Regions from separate parts of the Homo sapiens genome. Here region 2 is linked to region 1. A link is a loop called in an ENCODE intact Hi-C map of the cell type or tissue named here. Cell type or tissue: Panc1. All regions are shown on one strand. Each heading gives the region's core, and the rest is flanking DNA. Links, peaks and the distances in the headings are about the cores only.

Region 1 (5,371 bases), core at 132-5,131:
CTGCCTGTGCGTGAGAGCTGGGGCACTTCTCACCCTGCTCACCTTGGCTTGTTTCCCAGAGTTGCACACGCTGTGGCAGAACGAGGAGCGGGCTGCTGTATCCTCTGGGAAAATCTACGACATCTGGCACCGGCGCCATGACTACTGGCTGCTGGCGGGCATCGTGACGTATCCTTGGCCAGGCCGGGCTGGGCAGGGACTTGCCCGTTCCTCCGTGGACCTCGGGGAGAGCCCTCTGAGAGCTCCGGGGGAAGCCTTCCTCGTTCTTCCTCAATCTTCCTCACTTCTGGCGGTGGCTAGAAATCCTCGGCATTGCTGTGTCGCCCGCTCCCCGCCGCTGTCATCCCGGCTTCTTCCTTATGTGTCTCTGTCTGGGTCCACATTGCTCTCTCTTTTTTTTTTTTTTTTTGAGATAGAGTTTCACTCTGTCACCCAGGCTGGAGTGTAGCAGCTTGATCTCGGCTCACTGCAACTGCTGCCTCCCGGGTTCAAGCGATTCTCCTGCCTCAGCCTCCTGAGTAGCTGGGATTACAGGTGTGCCCCACCACACCTGGCTAATTTTTGTATTTTTAGTAGAGACGGGGTTTCACCATGTTGGCTAGGCTGGTCTCGAACTCCTGACCTCAAGTGATCCACCCACCTTGGCCTCCCAAAGTGCTGAGATTACAGGCGTCAGCCACCACACCCGGCCTTTTTCTTTTTCTTTTTTTTTTGAGATGGAGTCTCGCTCTGTGGCCTAGGCTGAAGTGCAGTGGTGCGATCTCAGCTCACTGCAACCTCTGCCTCCTGGGTTCAAGTGATTCTTCTGCCTCAGCCTCCTGAGTAGCTGGGACTACAGGCATGCACCACCACTCCCAGCTAGTTTTTGTAATTTTAGTAGAGACGGGGTTTCGCCTTGTTGGCCAGGCTGGTCTCGAGCTCCTGGCCTCAAGTGATCTGCCCACCTTGGCCTCCCAAAATGCTGGGATTACAGGCGCGAGCCACCATGCCTGGCCCCAAATTTTCCTCTTCTTACAAGCATCCCAGTCATTGAGTTTAGGGCCCACCCTAGTCCAGCATGACCCTTTCTTAACTTCATTACATCTGCAAATACTCTATTTCCGAAAAAGGTTCCCATTCACAGGCACTGGGGGCAAGACTTAAACGTATGCACCCCAGGTTGTTGGGGTGAAGAGTTAACCCTCTGAAGCCCCGGGGCTGTGTCTGGTGCACCCAGGGCACCTGTCAGTGTCTGCTGATACTGTCACTGTTGTGTCATCAATATGTTCCTCGTGCAGCTGGGCTTAAGGACTTGCCTGAGAGCGTACAGCCAGAATGCCGACCCCCGGGCTGGCCCCTCCCCCTCCCTGAGCTGCCTCCCCCTACGGCCCCACCACTTCTAACGGCCAGGTTTGCCCTTAATGGTGCCCCACCCAGGCACGGCTACGCCCGCTGGCAGGACATCCAGAATGACCCACGGTACATGATCCTCAACGAGCCCTTCAAGTCTGAGGTCCACAAGGGCAACTACCTGGAGATGAAGAACAAGTTCCTGGCCCGCAGGTTTAAGGTCTGTCTTCTGAAGGGCCAGGGCTGCACGGGGCAGGGAGGGACGGTGTCAGGAGGACCCTCGCAAAGGCAAAGGAATTAGAGAGCAGCAACCCCTCCCCGTGTACCTGGGTCACGCTGCCACGAAGCAGCAGTATGTCCATCAACTAACAGTGGTGGATCCTTGCTCTGGCCCTGGCCCCACTGGGAAGTATCTGCCGCCTTGGGGTGTTGGGGTACAGAGAACCCAGCTTGGTGACAGCTCCAAGGGTTGGCCACCACCAGGCCAGGGTGGGCAGCAGATGGCAGTACGTCCTCTTTCCCTCCTTTCTGCCGGGAGCCTTGGCCTGGGGTGGGCGCTGGTGGAGCACGGAGGGTAGCCATTCAGCGGGAGGGGCCGGGCCGACGCTGCGCCCCGCCCCCAGCTGCTGGAGCAGGCGTTGGTCATTGAGGAGCAGCTCCGGAGGGCCGCGTACCTGAACATGACGCAGGACCCCAACCACCCCGCCATGGCCCTCAACGCCCGCCTGGCTGAAGTGGAGTGCCTCGCCGAGAGCCACCAGCACCTGTCCAAGGAGTCCCTTGCTGGGAACAAGCCTGCCAATGCCGTCCTGCACAAGGGTGAGCAAGTCCTGCCCCCCACGGTGCAGCCCCCCGCCCTTCCTCCTGCCCAGCGAGCGCTCTTGGCTGTAGATGAGGGCACTGATGGGGTAGGGGCTGGGGACAGATGTCAGCCCAGAGGGCGGTGGACTTCTGGGCCAAGATGGAACAGTCCTGTCATCAGACCCCTTATCTCCCCTGCAGGGAAACTGAGGCTGCTTGCTTCTCCAGCCTGTTTCTCAAGCCTGCTCTGTGCGGGCCCCGGCCCGGGCTAGTGACACAGAAAACCACGAAACTGTAAAGGCTTCTGAGTCCTGACAGCGTGACTTAAATGCACTGTGTCTTTAGCCCGGGCAATACCCATCAGCCTGGAGCCTTCTCCTTGGCCCCGTGTGGGAAGGGAAGTAGTTTGCCCAAGATCTCCCAGGATTCAGAGCTTTGGTGCTGGCTGCACATCTCTGCCTGTGGTCACAGGGCACACTTCTGCCCTCGGGGCTCCCGGCTGGTTGGGGGAGGGGTGGCCCTGTGGTGAGAGTTGCTGGACCCCTCCCTGTGCCCTGCAGCCCTCCCTGGTGTACTCTGATCCTGTGCCCAGTAGGGCCTGGGGCTGCAGGTCTCCCTGAGAACTCTTAGGAGGGAAGCCCAGCGTCAGGCAGCGCTTCTGGCTGGCTCGTCTGCAGCCCGTGGGCCCTTGCCCAGCCCAGAGGGGCTCCTGGGAGGAGTTCTTTGGAAGCTCCTGCTGTGTCCCCACTTGGCAGTGCTGCCTGCAGCTTGGGAGGGCCTGGTGCAGGGCACCCCCTGGTGCCCGGTTCTGGGCAAGTGCAGTCATACACCCTTGCAAATAAGCCCCAGCTCTCGGGCTACCTCCCCTGGCACAGCCCTTCATCCCTCCATCCCTCCATGCCTCCATCCTTCCACCCCTCCATCATCCCTCCATGCCTCCGTCCTTCCACCCCTCCATCCCTCTATTCTTTCACCCCTCAATCCCTCATCCCTTATCCCTCCATCCTTCCACACCTCCATCCTTCCATCCCTCCATAATTCTTCCATGCCTCCAACCCTCCATCCCTCTGTCTCTCCATCATCCCTCCTTCCCTTCATCATCCCTCCATTCCTCCATCCTTCCACCCCTCCATCCTTCCATCCTTCCATTATCCCTCCATGCCTCTGTCCTTCCACTCCATCCCTCATCCCTCTGTCATCCTTCATCCCTCCATCCTTCCACCCCTCCATCCCTCCATTATCCCTTCATCATACCTCCATCCCTTCATCCTTCCATCTCTCCGTCATCCCTTCATCATCTCCATCATTGCTTCATCCCTCCATCATCCTTCCATTCTCCCTCCATCCTTCCACCCCCATCCCCCATCTCTCCATCATCTCTCCATCCTTCCATCTCTCCATCTCTCTACCCGTCCATCCCTCCATCATCCCTTCGTCCTTCCATTCCTCCATCCCTCCATTATCCCTTCATCATACCTTCATCCCTTCATCCCTCCGTCTCTCCATCTTCCCTCTATCATCTCTCCATCATCACTCCATCCCTCTATCATCCTTCCGTCATCTCTCCATCCCTCCATCCTTCCACCCGTCCATCTCTCCATCATCCCTCCATCTCTCCACCCCTCCAACCCTCCATCATCCCTCCATCTTTCCACCCCTCCATCATTCCTCCATCCCTCCATCATCCCTCTATGCCTCCATGTCTCCACCATCCCTCCATCATCCCTCCATCTCTCCATCATCCCTCCATCCCTCCATCCCTCCATCCCTTCACCCCTCCATCACCCATCCCTCCACCGTCCCTTCATCCCTCCATCCCCCATCTCTCCATCATCCCTCCATCCTTCCATCCCTCCATCATCCCGTCCCTCCACCTTCCTTCCATCCTTCCATCTTCCATTATCCCTCCATCTCTCCATCCTTCCACCCCTCCATCCCTCCATCATCCCTCCATCCCTCCATCTCTCCATTATCCTTCATCATCCCTCCATCCCTCCATTATTCCTCCATCATCCCTTCATTCTTCCATCATCCCTCCATCCCTCCATCATCCCTCCATCTCTCCATCATCCATCATCCCTCATCCCTCCATCATCCCTCCATCTCTCCATCATCCCTCCATCCCTATATTATCCCTCCATCATCCCTTCATTTTTCCATCATCCCTTCATCCCTCCATCATCGCTTCATCCCTATATCCCTTTATCTATCCATCATCCCTTCATCATCCCTACATCCCTTTATCTCTCCATCATCCCTTCATTATCCCTCCATCCCTCCATCTCTCCACCGCTCCATCCCTCCATCGTCCCTCCATCTATCCATCATCCCTTCATCATCCCTCCATCCCTCCATTATCCCTCCCTCATCCCTTCATTCCTCCATCATCCCTCCATCCCTCCATTTCTCCACCCCTCCATTCCTCCATCATCCCTCCATCTCTCCATCATTCCTTCATTATCCCTCCATCCCTCCAACATCCAACCATCATCCTTTCATCATCCCTCCATCTCTCCACTCCGCCATCCCACCATCATCCCTCCATCTCTCCATCATCCCTTCATTATCCCTCCATCCCTCCATCATCCCTCCATCCCTCCATCATCCCTCCATCCCTCCATCTTCCCCCATCCCTCCACCTTCCCTCCATCCCTCCATCTTCGCTCCATTATCCCTACATTATCCCTCCATCCCTCCGTCCTTCCACCCCTCCATTCGTCCGTCCTTCCACCCCTCCATCATCCTTCCATCGCTCCATCATTCCTCCATCCCTCCATCTTCCCTCCATTATCCCTCCATCATCCCTCCATCATCCCTCCATCCTTCCACCCCTCCATCCTTCCACCCCTCCACCCCTCCTCTCCTCCATCCCTCCACCCCTCCACCCCTCCATCCCTCCATCCTTCCATCCCTCCATCCTTCCACTGCTCCACCCCTCCACCCCTCCACCCCTCCATCCCTCCATCCTTCCACTCCTCCATCCCTCCACCCCTCCATCCCTGCATCCTACCATCCCTCCGCCTCCCACCACAGTCCTGAACCAGCTGGAGGAGCTGCTGAGCGACATGAAGGCCGACGTGACCCGGCTGCCATCCATGCTGTCCCGCATCCCCCCGGTGGCCGCCCGGCTGCAGATGTCGGAGCGCAGCATCCTGAGCCGCCTGACCAACCGCGCCGGGGACCCCACCATCCAGCAGGTCAGGCTCGGCCTGTGTGCCCCGGCCCGAGCCCCCTGGCGTGC
Region 2 (5,371 bases), core at 51-5,050, 76 kb before region 1:
ACCTGTAATCCCAGCTACATGGGAGACTGAGGCATGAGAATTGCTTGAATCCTGGAGGCAGAGGTTGCAGTGAGCCTGGGCCACAGAAGGAGATTCTGTCTAAAAAAATAAATAAAAGAGTTTTTAAATGATCCCTGTTGTGGTGAGTGTTTAGCTCTCACCTGGCTAAAGCAGCAATTGGGCAGGCTGACTGAAAGGCTTTGTGCTCTCTGGGCGTGAGCGCAGTGGCAGGGTGGCATTCTGTCCCTGTGTGTTGGGTGGTGAGCAGGAGCGAGTGTGTGCACACCCCTAAGAAGCAGTCCTCATCATCCAGACAACCTCAAAAGGGGGTTTGACTCCGTGAGGTGATGTGTGCGCAGCGCTTACAGCTCTTTGGAAACCCACTATTTTCTGCATAAAAGGTATTGAGGTTGCGTACTTAACTGTAAATTTCTATCATGTTATCTTTCTCCAGTGGTCACTAAAAACCATGTTATAGGTGTTTGCTGCATTTTCATGGACAACTGGTACATCTACTTATCTACTTATCTGCTCTTGTTTTTTTTTTTTGTTTTTTTTTTTTTGAGATGGAGTCTTGCTCTGTCGCCCAGGCTGGAGTGCAATGGCGCCATCTCGGCTCACTGCAGCCTCTGCCTCCCGGGTTCAAGCGATTCTCTTACCTCAGCCTCCTGACTAGCTGGGACTACAGGCGCCCAGCACGACGTCTGGCTAATTTTTTGTATTTTTAGTAGAGATAGGGTTGCATCGTGTTAGCCAGGATGGTCTCCGTTTCCTGACCTCATGATCCGCCTGCCTCAGCCCTCCAAAATGCTGGGATTACAGGTGTGAGCCAGTGCCCCTGGCCTAGTTTTTTTTCTTTTTTCTTTTTTTGGAGGCAGTCTTGCTCTGTCACCCAGGCTGGAATACAGTGGTACAATCTTAGCTCACTACACCCTCCGCCTCCTGGATTCAAGGGATCCTCATGCCTCAGCCTCCCGAGTAGCTGGGATTACAGGCGTGCACCACCACGCCCAGCTAATTTTTTTATTTTTAGTAGAGATGGGGTTTCACCATGTTGTTCAGGCTGGTCTCGAACTCCTGACCTCAAGTGATCTGCCTGCCTTGGCCTCCCAAAGCGCTGGGATTACAGGCCTGAGCCACCATGCTGAGGCTATTCTAATTGTTACTGCCGATGTCGATGGTACGTGGCTGATAACTCAGAGCCTTGGCTGGGTGTATTTGCCTTACCTTTGCCATTTTTGAGGCTTGGGAAAACACCTTGAATTGTAATGATTTTGAGTGCTGGGTTTTATAAATGTTAAAATGTTTTAGAATGCAAGCACCAACTGTCTAGTGGAGTTCTTGTGTCCTTTCTCTGCAGGTATTTGAAATATCTCACCAAAAAATATTTGAAGAAGAATAATCTACGTGACTGGTTGCGCGTAGTTGCTAACAGCAAAGAGAGTTACGAATTACGTTACTTCCAGATTAACCAGGACGAAGAAGAGGAGGAAGACGAGGATTAAATTTCATTTATCTGGAAAATTTTGTATGAGTTCTTGAATAAAACTTGGGAACCAAAATGGTGGTTTATCCTTGTATCTCTGCAGTGTGGATTGAACAGAAAATTGGAAATCATAGTCAAAGGGCTTCCCTTGGTTCGCCACTCATTTATTTGTAACTTGACTTCTTTTTTTTTCTGCTTAAAAATTTCAATTCTCGTGGTAATACCAGAGTAGAAGGAGAGGGTGACTTTACCGAACTGACAGCCATTGGGGAGGCAGATGCGGGTGTGGAGGTGTGGGCTGAAGGTAGTGACTGTTTGATTTTAAAAAGTGTGACTGTCAGTTGTATCTGTTGCTTTTCTCAATGATTCAGGGATACAAATGGGCTTCTCTCATTCATTAAAAGAAAACGCGACATCTTTCTAAGATTCTCTGTGGGAAAATGACTGTCAATAAAATGCGGGTTTCTGGGCCATTCGTCTTACTTTCATTTTTTGATTACAAATTTCTCTTGACGCACACAATTATGTCTGCTAATCCTCTTCTTCCTAGAGAGAGAAACTGTGCTCCTTCAGTGTTGCTGCCATAAAGGGGTTTGGGGAATCGATTGTAAAAGTCCCAGGTTCTAAATTAACTAAATGTGTACAGAAATGAACGTGTAAGTAATGTTTCTACAGGTCTTTGCAACAAACTGTCACTTTCGTCTCCAGCAGAGGGAGCTGTAGGAATAGTGCTTCCAGATGTGGTCTCCCGTGTGGGGCCCAGCAATGGGGGCCCCTGATGCCAAGAGCTCTGGAGGTTCTTGAAAGAGGGGACACGAAGGAGGAGTGACTGGGAAGCCTCCCATGCCAAGGAGGTGGGAGGTGCCCTGGAAATAGCTGCCTCATGCCACTTAGGCCATGACTGGATTTAATGTCAGTGGTGTGCCACAGTGCAGAGGCTAGACAACTGAAAGGGGCTACCAAGGCTGGGAAAAAAATGCAATTGTTGCTGTGAGTGACTTTGAAAGACTCTGGTGCCTTGTGGTGCCCTTCTGAAATTCAAACAGTAATGCAAAAGTGTCTGCATTAGAATTTACGGTGTCTAAAATTCATGTTTTTAAAAGAGCTTGCCTACAGATGGTTTCCACACTTGAAATTGTGCCCTGCGAGTTGCATAGCTGGAAGTTCAATGCTCAGTCCTACCTTGGCTCCCATTAAACATTTGGTGCTCTGTGGATTGAGTTGAACGTGTTGAGGCTTTGCAATTTCACTTGTGTTAAAGGCTCTGGCATTTTTCCATTTCTATGCAAATTTCTTTGAAGCAGAATTGCTTGCATATTTCTTCTCTGCCGTCACAGAAAGCAGAGTTTCTTTCAAACTTCACTGAGGCATCAGTTGCTCTTTGGCAATGTCCCTTAACCATGATTATTAACTAAGTTTGTGGCTTGAGTTTACAAATTCTACTTGTTGCATTGATGTTCCCATGTAGTAAGTCATTTTTAGTTTGGTTGTGAAAAAACCCTGGGCTGAAGTTGGCATTTCAGTTAAAAGAAAAAAAGAAACTAGTCCCAGATTTGAAAACTTGTAATAAAATTGAAACTCACTGGTTTTCTATGTCTTTTTGAACTCTTGTAATCGAGTTTTGATCATATTTTCTATTAAAGTGGCTAACACCTGGCTACTCTTACTGTACGAGGCTTTGTTTTTTTTAAGGACTGGCATGTGAAGAAAAGCTTTGTCCTCACGAATTAGTTGCTGTACCAACAGTTACGTTGGTCTTTATTAGGCTTAGAAGAAAAGATGTCCTTTATTTCCACTTTTCTTCCCTTAGTTGTGCTGTTTTGCCGCAGTGAGATTCAGGGGTTGGCTGTCACTGAACTCTGTGTAGAATTTCTCCAGATCCAGAGTCTGGGGATCAACTTTGCCAGCAAATGCCGTTTTCTGATGGGGAATAGGTAGTGTCAACTTGAATTCCATCACAACCATGACACCAGCTGCGCCCAAAGCACACTGTAGACCAGTTTCCTTTGTTTTGACTCACACCTCACTTGCCTGATCGAAAATAGTTGAGGCACAGGGGCTGACTGGGGTCGTGGAGAGTTTCAAGCCGTGATTTAAGTTCATAAGAGTCCGGAAACAGGAGGTTGGTCTCGTCTCAGCCAATGCCAGTTACACAACACCTTCACGCCCTTCCCTCGAGTGTGCTGGTACAGCTGAGGAAATGAGGTTTGTTGATGTCACTAAGTGCTACGAACTAGTCACTTCTAAAGGCTTCATGTTTTCCCTCCAAAAAGCCTCTGATCCCCCTTTTCCCATGGCACTTCCAGTGGTGAAGTGTTTGGGTTTTGAGGACTGTTGTCCTCATACATTTTCAGGAGCAGCCAGGTGTTGAAATACGTGGGTCCTAACTTTGCTCATGAATGGTGTGTAGCACAGAGGTGGTCAGAAACACGGGGAAAGTGAGGAAGTTGGATAATACCAAGTGTCTTAAGACAGTTGATATCTGGGGCTATCTAGAGCTCAGCCTTTTTAGGGGACACTTGATTTCCTGGAGGGTGATAAGGACCCTGGTGATGGGGAATAATGGTCCGGCTGTTGAAGTCATTGATGTCAGGGGAGCCTGGAATTTGGTGTTGACACCTGATTTCACTTTCCATTTGTACATGGGACTCAGACCCTTAAACTTGTCAAGTATTGTAAACCAAGACCTCCCACAGGAGAGGGGGACCTAGGATGTGGGACAGTTACAGATCTGGCAGTTCCAGGGGACAGACCATCTCCCCAGTAACCCTTGGACAGAATACTGGGGTGACGAGTCAGAAGCTGCAGGGTAGGGGCACCACGGCGGTGAGAGATGGGCCAGGTCCCTGAAGGAGAGCCTGGGTTGGCACCTGCCCAGGTTGTTCGCTGAGTCGTGGTGATGGGCCTGTATTTAGTGGAATAAACTGTGGGGTTGATTCTCTTTGAGGGAGAAGAGGGTAGAAGAGAGGCTTGGTGTGGGGATTTGCCATCCCTGCAAGGAGGTAGCCCTCCACCTACAGGAAGGAGGTGAGGACTGCCTGTTAAACGGTGCAATCATAGTGCTTATCTCTAGGAACAGGAAACTGAATTTCTCATCCAGCCATTTTCTTGTCTTTGGGATGGATTTGAGAATACACATTCTTTTTTTTCCCCCAGGCTATTTTGGGCCCAGCTAAAACAGTCTGTAAAGGCTGTGCTGACCAGCGGAGTGAGTTAGCTGCCACCATAGCTAGAACCCAGAGAACACCCATAAAACGTTCTCAGGCTTACACAAGGATTTTCTCAGGTTCAGGGCCATGGCCCAGGGCTGCCTTTTTGAGAAGCTCCTTCCTCCCCTGCAACCCCAACTGATTTGAATTCAGGTGGTGCAGGGTCCACACTTTCGGAAAAAGCCTTCAAGTGCAACGAAAGTCTTGGTGCAGCAGGTGGGCACTGAGCCTTCATTGCAGAGGACACTGCGGTCCTGAGTGACGCCGTTTCACCCCTGCCGAGGAGGAGGTGTGGGGCAGAGTTTTGATCTATGTGACTCGCTGTGAGGTGGTGTATGTACAAGCACTTCATTGCCCTTGAGAAGCTGGTGGTGCCAGGTGGCCACAGCGTGGATATGCATTGTTGAACGAAATGGCCTCAGGCAGGCCTTGGGGGTTCCTGGATGAGGAGTTCATTTAGTCCTGGAATGGAAATTGAGTATGGTATGTGCAGAAGACGATGAGCTTTTTCCACTCTGTTCTTGGAAAAAGTTTTTTTTTTTTCTATTTTTGAGACAGTCTCGCTCTGTCACCCAGGCTGGAGTGCAGTGGCGCAATCTTGGCTCACTGCAACCTCTGCCTCCTGGGTTGAAGCGAATCTCCTGCCTCACTCGCCCGAGCAGCTGGGATTACAGGC

Evidence for each region. Hi-C counts contacts between places; a loop is a spot of excess contacts. Peaks named below come from ENCODE experiments on the same cell type or tissue, not always from the same donor. Only the 100,000 strongest peaks of a DNase experiment are listed, where the experiment ranks them.
Region 2: it touches region 1 in a loop (3-fold over the local background); 16 of 110 quality-filtered maps call a loop at or near these places.

What each region holds. Positions count from the first base shown.
Region 1 is chr1:6,106,572-6,111,942 of GRCh38, reverse strand. It overlaps CHD5 (chromodomain helicase DNA binding protein 5), which reads left to right. Exons shown (of 42, transcript NM_015557.3): 36 at 60-168; 37 at 1,417-1,549; 38 at 1,953-2,148; 39 at 5,164-5,327. Among named protein-coding and RNA genes, the nearest start is that of KCNAB2, 63 kb to the right of the region's middle. RefSeq lists a silencer at 2,888-2,987. In Panc1, for the core only: a CTCF peak has its summit at 2,915 (motif pointing left); a DNase peak (open chromatin) is centred at 2,951.
Region 2 is chr1:6,182,806-6,188,176 of GRCh38, reverse strand. RPL22 (ribosomal protein L22) reads left to right here. Exons shown (of 4, transcript NM_000983.4): 4 at 1,361-3,157. The coding sequence ends at 1,505. Among named protein-coding and RNA genes, the nearest start is that of CHD5, 5.2 kb to the right of the region's middle. In Panc1, for the core only: CTCF peaks have their summits at 2,225 (motif pointing right), 4,294 and 4,497 (motif pointing left); no DNase peak of the experiment used is centred there; H3K27ac peaks cover 1,791 bases.